Regions from separate parts of the Homo sapiens genome. Here region 2 is linked to region 1. A link is a contact called in ENCODE Hi-C or POLR2A ChIA-PET data. All regions are on one chromosome and are shown on one strand. The core of a region is the stretch at or near the end of the contact, and the rest is flanking DNA. Distances in the headings are between cores, read along the strand shown. Region 1 has its middle 36 kb from the start of RYBP. Region 2 overlaps LOC105377161 (a long non-coding RNA gene).

What was found. A loop is a pair of places that touch in the nucleus more often than their neighbours do. ChIA-PET counts read pairs that join two places held with the same protein, here RNA polymerase II (POLR2A). Pooled maps may share reads with other maps.
Region 2: a pooled map shows a loop between it and region 1 (2.1-fold over the local background). The contact joins two enhancer-like sites. A Hi-C loop is called at or near these places in 8 of 168 maps with a recorded cell type or tissue (PC-9, Right ventricle myocardium inferior, aorta and 4 more) and 11 of 50 pooled maps. POLR2A ChIA-PET finds 5 or more read pairs at or near these places in 3 of 52 experiments (MCF 10A, activated CD4-positive, alpha-beta T cell and activated CD8-positive, alpha-beta T cell).

Annotation. Positions count from the first base shown.
Region 1 is chr3:72,479,750-72,484,752 of GRCh38, forward strand. No RefSeq gene overlaps it. Among named protein-coding and RNA genes, the nearest start is that of RYBP, 36 kb to the left of the region's middle. RefSeq lists an enhancer at 2,760-3,260. Within about 2 kb of position 3,347, at least 16 of the 41 ENCODE cell types and tissues checked have a DNase peak (open chromatin) inside an H3K27ac peak, as active enhancers do.
Region 2 is chr3:72,677,137-72,682,076 of GRCh38, forward strand. All of the region lies in intron 5 of LOC105377161 (a long non-coding RNA gene), which reads right to left. Among named protein-coding and RNA genes, the nearest start is that of SHQ1, 170 kb to the right of the region's middle. Within about 2 kb of position 1,900, at least 2 of the 41 ENCODE cell types and tissues checked have a DNase peak (open chromatin) inside an H3K27ac peak, as active enhancers do.

The DNA.
Region 1 (5,003 bases), core at 2,097-4,596:
TGTTATACTCATGTACAAAGAAGAAAAAACAATGGTTCTGAGAATTATAGCATAGAGGAAGTGGCCCTTGTCAGATGGCCCCAAATGATTCCCACCTCCTGGTATTCATGCCCTTGATAGTGTCCTCCCATGGTGAGGAAGGCTGACCCATGTAACCAATAGGATGTTGCAGAAATTAGAGCACGTGACTTCTGAGGCTGAGAAATATGGTTTGGCTCTGTGTCACCACCTAAATCTCATCTCGAATTGTAATTGTTGAGGGAGGGATCTGGTGGGAAGGGATTGGATCATGGGGGTGATTTCCCCCATGCTGTTCTCATGATAGTGAGTGAATTCTCATGAGATCTGATGGTTTAAAAGCATTTGGCAATTCCCCCCTCTCTCTCTTTCTCCTGCTGCCATGTAAGACTTGCCTTGCTTCCCCTTTACCTTCTGCCATGATTGTAAGTTTCCTGAGGCCTCCCTACCCATGTGGAACTGAGACAATTAAACCTCTTTTCTTTATAAATTACCCAGTCTCAGGCAGTTCTTTATAGCAGTGTGAAAACTGACTAATACAAATACGTTGTGACTCTGCCTTATATTCTCTTGGGTTATTCATTCTAGAGGAAGCCAGCTGCCATGTCATGAGGACACTCCAGTGGCCCTATGGAGGGGTCCTGCAAGTAAGGACCAGAGGCCTCCCTGTCAACCTGCCAGCAGGTGTGAGCCATCTTGGAAGCAGATTCTCCAGCCCAGATCTTCAGATGACCACAGGCCCAGGTGACCTCCTGACTGCAACCCCAAGCCACAACCATGCAATGAGCCACTCCCTCTTTCCTGCCTACCATAAACTGTGTGAGAGAATAAACTGTGAGTGTATTGTCACTTTGGGCTATTTAACTGAGCAGAAATCTGTTATGCTGCAATAGATAATCAACCCTTCAGCTTTGGAGCCATCTAGGAAGGTTTAGGGACCAGCATGGCTTTGGGAGGAGCAATTCATTCCAAGCCAATTTAATTTCCTCTCATGATGAAGTGACCTGGCATGCGGATAAGGGAGCAATAAGTGTATCTCCTCGCCTCTGGAGGGCTTTTAATTCAATACCACATGCCACTCTCATCAACATGCAGGGAGGCAGGGTCTGGGCAGTGGTTCATTGATTTGGCCCTAGGAGAATACACGTAGGAGCTCATCCAGGACTTGAGGGAGGGGAAGGAATATGGATATTTCTGTGATCTGAATGTGTCCCCCAAAATTCATGTGTTGGAAACTTGATCCTTAATGCAATAGTGTTGGGAGGTGGAACCTTTGGGGAGGTGTTTAGATCAGGAGGGCTCTGCCTTCATGAATGGATCAATGCTATCACAAAAGGGCCTGATGGAGGCAGTTTGGTTCTTTTTTTGCCTTTCCTTCTGCCTTCTGCGTGGGAGGGCACAGCATTCAAGACACCATCTTAGAAGCAGAGACTGGGCCCTCACCAGACACAAAACCTGCCAGTTCCTTGATGTTGGACTTATCAGAATCCAGAACTGTGAGAAATAAATTGATAAATTACCCAATTTGTGGTATTTTGTTATAGCAGCACAAACAGACTAAGATAGATACTAATACTAATACAATACCAACATCAAAACTGCTAGCAGGCTGGGCATGGGGTTCACACCTGTAATCCCAGCACTTTGGGAGGTCAAGGCAGGCAGATCTCTTGAGGCCAGGAGTTTGAGACCAGCCTGGCCAACATGGTGAAACACTGTCTCTACTGAAAATATAGCCAGGCATGGTGGTGTGTGCCTGTAACCCTGAGTAATCTTGGGAGTCTGAGGCACAAGAATCGCTTGAACCCAGGAGGCAGAGGTTGTAGTGAGCCGAGATCCTGCCACTGCCCTCCAGCCTGGGTGATAGAGCAAGATTCTGCCTTTAAAAAAAAAAAAAATGCTGCTAGCAATGCACTTCACTAATACTCATTTTACACTGCTAATACTTGTCACCCAGAAAACCTCCCTCCTGGAGAGCCCCAGGTTCTTCAGAACTCAGTAATCACTCTTTAACAAACAAAGAAAATGGTTTCAGCCCCACTGCAGCACTCTGACACATCTTCAAAAACTCCACAGATTTCCAGAAAGACATACCTTCTCCTGGTCAGTGGGGGTTACGCCCTCGGTCACCACTGTCATCTGGTCCTTAGCCATCATCCTCTGTTCCTGAAGCTGCCATTCTCTCTCCCCATCTCTGTTACCCCTGGACCACCTCACATCTGCCATGCCTCATAGCATCATGAACACAAAGCTGGTTCCCAAAAGTGTTTGTGGATAACGGAAGGGGTATTGCAGTCCTGCATATCTGGTCAATTACAGGAACACAGCATCCTGGTTCTTGGCTGGGTGCAGCGGCTCACATCTGTAATCCCAGCACTTTGGGAGGCAGGTGGATCACTTTAGGTTAGGAGTTTGAGACCAGCCTGGCCAACACGGTGAAACCCTGTCTCTACTAAAAATACAAAAAATTAGCCGGGTGTGGTGGTGCACACCTATAATCCCAGGCACTTGGGAGGCTAAGGCAGGAGGATCACTTGAACCTGGGAGGTGGAGGTTGCAGTGAGCCAGGATGGCACTGCTGCACTCCAGCCAGGGTGACAGAGCGAGGCTCTATCTCAAAATATTTTAAAAAGTAAAAAATAAATAAAAATAAAAAAAGCAATATAGCATCCTGGTTCTTGAGTTTTCTGGACTGTCCCTACACCGGGGGCTTCTCTTGCTCTAGAGATGTCCTTGCTAATCATTGCTCTCCTGAGCTGCCTCTGTTTTTCTCTGGACCCTCTCCTCTCAATCCCTTCCTGCTTCCCATCTCTGTGGCCTTGGCTTCTTCTTAACAAGCTTGCCACCCCCAACTTCAAATTCCTGTCAATTTGTTGTAAACAAGCTACCTCTGTTTGTGTCTTGCCTTTTCCCACCAGGGAGGTATAGACATGGTTAAAGACACGGCCTCTGGCACTGGAAGGCCTCCTTTTCACTCCCAGCTAGGCATTCTTCAAATCCTTCCTATCCCTATTTTACAGCTGACAAAACTGACTTCCGGGGGATTTGGTTTTGCTCAAGGACCCAGGGTCCTTCAGGGGTAGGTAGGAAAGATCTGGGACAACTCCCAGGCCTCTTCCAGGCAGAAGGAGAAGTAGGTTGGAGAATGCTAGTTGAGGGCACCTGCAAAAGCTAAATCAAGACTGCCTGAAGCTTAGGAGGAAGGAAATGTGTGTAGATTTAGTTCCTAGAGGGCTTATAAATAGGACCATTGCTCATTTGTCCTGAAAAGTCGCTGGGCAACCTTCCCGAGGTGAGGGGTGGGGGCGGGGCCACATGCCCTCCTGAGGTCATTTCTAGCTTGATGATTCACACGGCAAAATCCCAGCGTGGGTTCAGCGCCCCTCCCCGCACCCGCCCCGTGTACTTTCATTTTGCATTATGATTTTTCACTCAAGCTGATGCGAACCCAAATTGATGTCATTTCCCTCCCAATAAGCTCTTGACCAGAAAACATCTAATTCTCCATCTAGCTGGGATTTTTTTTTTTTCACTCAGTTTCTATAAAATCATGCTGCAGTTTGCCTCGATATTTTCTTCTCTTTTAAAGATAGCATTTGTCAAGGCTTATCTTCTGGTCGTAAAACTAATATATATGCTCACTGCAAAAGAATCTGGAACACAAGAGGCCTGAAAGAAGAAAATAAAAATTATATATAGCATCACACACGTAGACAAACAGGAAAGATCATAGTATGTTTTCTTTCTGTCTTCCCCTTGTATATATATCTTTAACATAATTAGATCAAATGCTTTTTTAAAAATCTATTTAAGAGTGAGAGGGAAGAATCATAGATTCTGGCTTCAGCAGAACATGTGTTTTAATAGGTTATATTTATTGAGGGCTGAAAATGTTCTAGGCACTTTACTCAGTGTGTATTGGTGGAATGTCAGCCATTTATGTTCATTGCTTTTCAAAATCCTCACAACAGCCCCTGAGAAAGATATTACTATCATGCCCATTTTACAGGTGAGGAAGCTGAGGCTCTGAGACGTCCCAAGAACAGCTGGTTCATAAAGCAGCTGGGATTAATTTTAATTAAAGTCATCTTGCTTCCACAGGCTGGGCTCTTAAACTTTTTATTTATTTATTTATTTATTTATTTATTTATTTATTTATTTACTTTTCATAGAGACAGGGTCTCACTGTGTTGCCCAGGCTGGTCTCGAACTCCTGGGCTCAAGCAATCCCCCCAACTTGGCCTCCGAAAGTGCTGAGACTACAAGTGTGAGCCACCACACCTGGCCAGCTATTAACCTTTATAGTATGTATAGAGTTTGTCACTTCATAGGGATAAGTGCTTCAATTGGGAATGCCATGAAGGCAACACTGGCCTGCTTCTCATGTAACTAAGAATTTTTTTTTTTTTTTTTGAGACAGGGTCTCACTCTGTCGCCCAGGCTGGAGTGCAGCGGTACAATCTCGGCTCACTGTAATCTCCACTTCCCAAGTTCAAGCGATTCTCATGCCTCAGCCTCCTGAGTAGCTGGGACTACAGGCACACACCATCACACCTGGCTAATTTTTGTATTTTTTGGTAGAAACGGGGTTGCACCATGTTGGCCAGGCTGGTCTCGAACTCCTGACCTCAAGTGATTCACCCACCTCAGCCTCCCAAAGTGCTGGGATTACAGGCACGAGCCACCTCACCGAGCCTGTAACTGGGAATATTTTAATCAAAGCACAACATACTCGTGGAACAAAGATCATGCTCCATTCTGACCTTCTGCAACCCTTTGCTTTAAAGAATATATAGGGAGAAAGGAAACTGGAGGAAAAGGTCATAAGCGTACTTGCCAGTGCTACTACAAGTTTGCCCATGCCTTCCTATAAGTGTTGCTATTTTAGTGCTTGATGGACATCTAAAGTGTCCCTGGGCATGGGGGAGCTGAGAGGTGCTGGGGCTCAGCACAGATGCTGTAAAGTGACTGCTCATTCTTTCTGT
Region 2 (4,940 bases), core at 650-3,149, 200 kb after region 1:
TAATATCCCCATTTTATAGAAAAGGTAATTGAGATTAGAGAAACTGCAAACCCGCCCAAGATCTCCTAACAAAGTCAAATATGTCTGTCTCCAGTTCAAAGGTCTCATCAGTACTCAGTGATGCTTCTTCCACCTGCTAATCTCATAGGATCCTCTAACCCACGCAGGAAGTTTATAGGCAGGATTATCTCCCTTTCCAAAAGCCAGAACAATAACCTGGCACCCTCAATCCAGACCCTGGCACCAATGCCACATCTGACCCAGCACACCCAGGTCACCCAAGGAGCCTCCCGTCCCGACCCAGATTGCAGCAAGAGCCAGGCTGGAGCTTAGGAATGCAGCACTGATTATCCCCACTCACCTCCACTGGCAGGTGAAACTCTGCCATGGCATTCCTTTGCTTTTGGAGTGAAGACCCAAACTCTTACCTAGGGTAAAGGTCCTGAACATCTGGCCCCCGTTCACCCGCTGGCCTCTTCTTCTCCATTCTCTGTCCCAGTAACACTGTTCTTACATTCCATGAAGGTGCTTTGCTTCCTCTCACCCCAGGACCTTTGCATATTCTGTTCCTTCTGCTTGGAATGCTCTTTCCTCTGATCTTCACCTAGAAAACTCACCCTTCAAGCCAGGGGCAGTGGCTCATGCCTGTAATCCTAACACATTAGGAGGCTGAGGCAGGCAGATCACTTGAGGTCAAGAGTTCAAGACCAGCCTGGCCAATATAGTCAAACCCCATTTCTTCTAAAAATACACAAATCAGCCATGCATGGTGGAAGGTGCCTGTAGTCTCAGCTACTTGGGAGACTGAGGTGGGAGAATCGCTTGAACCCGAGAGGCGAAGGTTGCAGTGAGACGAGAACACGCCACTGCACTCCAACCTGGGGGACAGAACGAGATTTCATCCCGCCTCACCCCTCAAAAAAAAGAAAAGCAAACTCATCCTTCAAATCAGCTCCTTGAGGAACCCTCCACACCTCCATAGTCGGGGTCAGTGTCTCTGTAGACCATCGTGGAAACTCAAAGCATTTGCTGAGGTTATGAGAATACATTTACGTGGAATTATCTGGTGAAAACATGTGTCTCCCAATAGATGTAAGATCATCAGAGCAAGGATCATACCCATGTTTCTAGTCACCATTCCTAGCAGTTAGCCCAGGGCCTGCCCCAGAAAAAACCCTCAAAAAACATTTATTAAACAAATGAAAGGAAGAGAGAGAGGGAAGGAAGACGGAGAGAGGGAGAGAGGAGTTTTCTGTGCCTCAATTAAAGATTCCATGTAGTAAACCACAAGCATTTCAAAGATGTTGATTGACCTCTTAAACTAGAATGAACATGAAGAAAATAAAACCATTACAAGCATTAGAGGATTTATTGGCTAAGCCTGGCTGCTTTTCGTATTATTCCCTATGTTTTCCTTTTACTGGAACCACAGGACCAAAGTCCAGGGCATGGGGGGAGACAGGAAGCGACAGAAACGGAAAAAATAAAGGAAGGAAAGAGAGAAGGAAAGACAGACAGGAAGAATAAAATAGAGGGAAGAGGGTGGATGGAGGATAGGAAGAAGAGTTCAAGAAGGGTGGGAGGAACCCACCTAAGCCTGATAATTCTCAATGAGGATGGAAAGTAAATAATGCAGGGTCATTCTGCAAGCCCACACTGAAATACACAAACCCCACTACGCCCAGGAGCTGGCATGGTATGGGCCCATGACAGGCCATTAAATGGAAGCTAGACAGAAAATATGATCCATGGAATTAAAGGCCTTAGAAGGAGGCTTGCTCTGAAGCAAAAAGAAGGAAACAAAGATCAGGGCTGACATAGGGAGGGAGTAGAAAGAGTGCGGAATGTGTCACGCCCTTCCTCTGCCAGGAGACCTCTGTCTTCCCCTGTGGCTATGATGACAATATGAAGGGATGTTTATTGCTAACACAGCAAAATGTGGTCCAGTGGCCAGGAGTTTCCCTGGCATGATTCATTCATGTTCTGAGCAAATGAACAAGAGTTTGCATTGTTGGAGGGGTTGTGGCACACATAAGGTAGTGGGGCGAAAGTGTGGAGATGTGGCCGCTCGTGTCAGCAGTCGCTGGAGGCAGGTACAGATGCTGCACACTGATGGAGTCCCTGCAAAATCCCCACCTCTCAACTCAGGTTCTGGGAGCCCTGGGGAAACACAATGTGGACCTTGGTTTTACTGTAAAGAATAGCAAGCATGTGTATTCTCTTGGGAAGGGCAGACGGCCTCAGGCCAGCATCTCAGATGCTGCTTTTTAAGCAAGGAGGAGTTTACAAAAAGATAGGAATACAAGCAAAAACAATAGGAAGGATGACTGCAAAAAGGAGGGAGAATTGCTAAGGTAGCAACTTGGGGGATGAGATGCCTGGTGAAATGTCTGAGGGGAAATCAAGTAAACCTCCTCCACCAACTCCACTCCTATGCCCCCATCCCTAGGCAGTTTGTTCCTGCTGGGACCATTCGTTCAGTGCTAGAACTCACAAAACCCTTTCTGACAGGCAAACATAGATAATTTACTGACTCATGTAATTGAAAAGCCCAAGGATTAAATGGTATCAGGCATGGCTGGATCCAGGAGCTCATGAAGTGCTATCAAGACTGTTTTTCTCCCTCTGTCTCTTGGATCTGTTTCTGTCTCTGCTGGCAGGATGTCTCCAGTCCTAATAGGGGTGGTGGCAGCCATCCCTGCCTAAGGGGTGCTTCTCTTTCTCAATAGTTTCCAAAAAATCTCAGGCCTGAGTCTTATTGGCCACGGTTGGGACACGTGCCATCCCCAGAGCCAGGGATAAGGAGTGAGTCCCAGCCAGATCGAGGTGTTAATAGCCAAATGATGACAAATGGCTATTGTACAGACAAAAACAACAGATGTAACCACAGAAGCTGTGTGGATAGCCACAAGATAATAGCACCCCTCCCCCACGAATTTAAACACAGATGCTGGTTGCTAGGGAGGGATGCTGAGGTCAACACACACATTGGTTATTTTCTGAAACAGAGAGAGCTTGGTGGAAAAGATTCCTCTCCTGGCTGGTCGTTGGGAGTTTTCTTGGCAAATCCATTCTGAATCTCCAGAATTAGCAGACCTAGAGGAGGCATGTGAAGACTTTGCTGGAATGCTATTCATTCATTCATCACTCTCTCACCTCCTTCTTATTCTTCAACTCTGCCATCTGCCTTCTTCCCATATATCACAAGGGGAACTGTCCTTATGAAAATTGCCAATGACTCCTCTCTTGTGGATCCTATGGAATTTTGCTCCTTTCCTTCCTGGGTCTCTCAGGAGAACCTTCTGGAAACATGCTTTACCCATGGCTCTGCTCCCATTCTTCCCATCCTCCCACTGTGAGTACATTTACTCCTGTGCCTTCAGTTTCCATCTCTGTATTGGGTCCCAGTCCAAATTTATAGCCAGGACTACTCTGTGAGTTTTGGTCTCCTGAATCCAAATGCCTACTAGAACCTTCACTCTTGGATGTCTCTCTGGCATCTGGAACTAAACGTGTCCAAAGCACTGAACTCCTCCTCAGCCCCGTTTCAAAGCTTGCATCTCCTCCAGAGTTCCCTGCTGGATGCCTAGGACCACTGTCCACGTGCTTACCTGAACCAGAGACTGAGGACAGACAGGCCCAGCCCCCGCCTCAGCCCTACACCATTTAGTCACTAGTCACTAAATCCTCCTTGGAAATATCCCCCCACTTCCTGCCAGCCCCACGGCCCTCTAATGCGGCTCTGGCATCATGATCTCTGCCAGCAATGTCCCAACCTGCCTCCCACTTCCCACGATGTCCACCTCCTCACCCCACATCCTACCACCCACCCTGCAGTCAGATCCTTCCAACATAAATGTGATGGTGCCACTTCCTTAGTGGCTTCCCACCACTCTGAGGGATGAGTCAAACTCCTCCAGGTGACATTTAAGTCCTCCTTATAACCCAGGTCCTGCCTGCCCCTCCAGCCTACTGACTTTTTGCTACTCATCTCTCAAATCTCTCAAACTCTGTGCCCACCATGCTGAACGGCTTGACTCCCACCTTTGCACAGGCTATTACCTCTGTTTGGGGTGCTCTTCCTCCTGCCTCTTCATTTGGCTTCCCCTTCTCATCCTCCAGGGCTCCTCTTACATATAACACCCCCCAGGACAACGTCTCTGACTAAGACTAAGCTAAGTATCTCTCCCAATCAATCAACTCTCTAGGGAAGATGGTACTGGTGTTCAAGTTCTTTTCTTTTCTTTTCTTTTTTTTTTTTTTTTTTTGAGATGGAGCCTCGTTCTGCCACCCAGGCTGGAGTGCAGTGGCATGATCTTGGCTCACTGTAACCTCTGCCTCCTGGGTTCAAGCAATTCTCCTGCCTCAGCCGCCTTAGTAACTGGTACTACAGGCGCCCACCACCACACCTCGGTAATTTTTGTATTTTTAGTAGAGACAGGGTTTCACCATGTTGGCTAGGCGGGTCTCAAACTCCTGACCTCAAATGATCCACCCTCCTCGGCCTCCCAAAGTGCTGGGATTAGATGCATGAGCCACCGCACCCGGCTGTCAAGTTCTTGATGAATGGGAAAGTTTACTGAGAAGAGGAGAGGAAAATCTTTGAGTATATTTTTAGCCAATGAAGACTTTCTTTTTGATACTTACTTTCCAAACAAAAATATATTAATTTCTTACTCTGAGTCAGCGGCACCTGTGCTGGACACAGGTTTGCCAGCAAACAAGACAGACACACGCCTTGCCTTTTAGGAAATTATAATCCAATAGGAAAGACAGATACTAAATTAACAGTTCAGCCAAACTTAATGGGTACTAGCCCTAACTCTCTTGTGGCAGATTGTATTTTCCAAAGATGGCTTCAATATGCTCTCTTTCAATGTGACTAACACTATTCCATTGAGATACAGGATCTGCGTTCCCTGTCCTTGAAACCGGTTGGA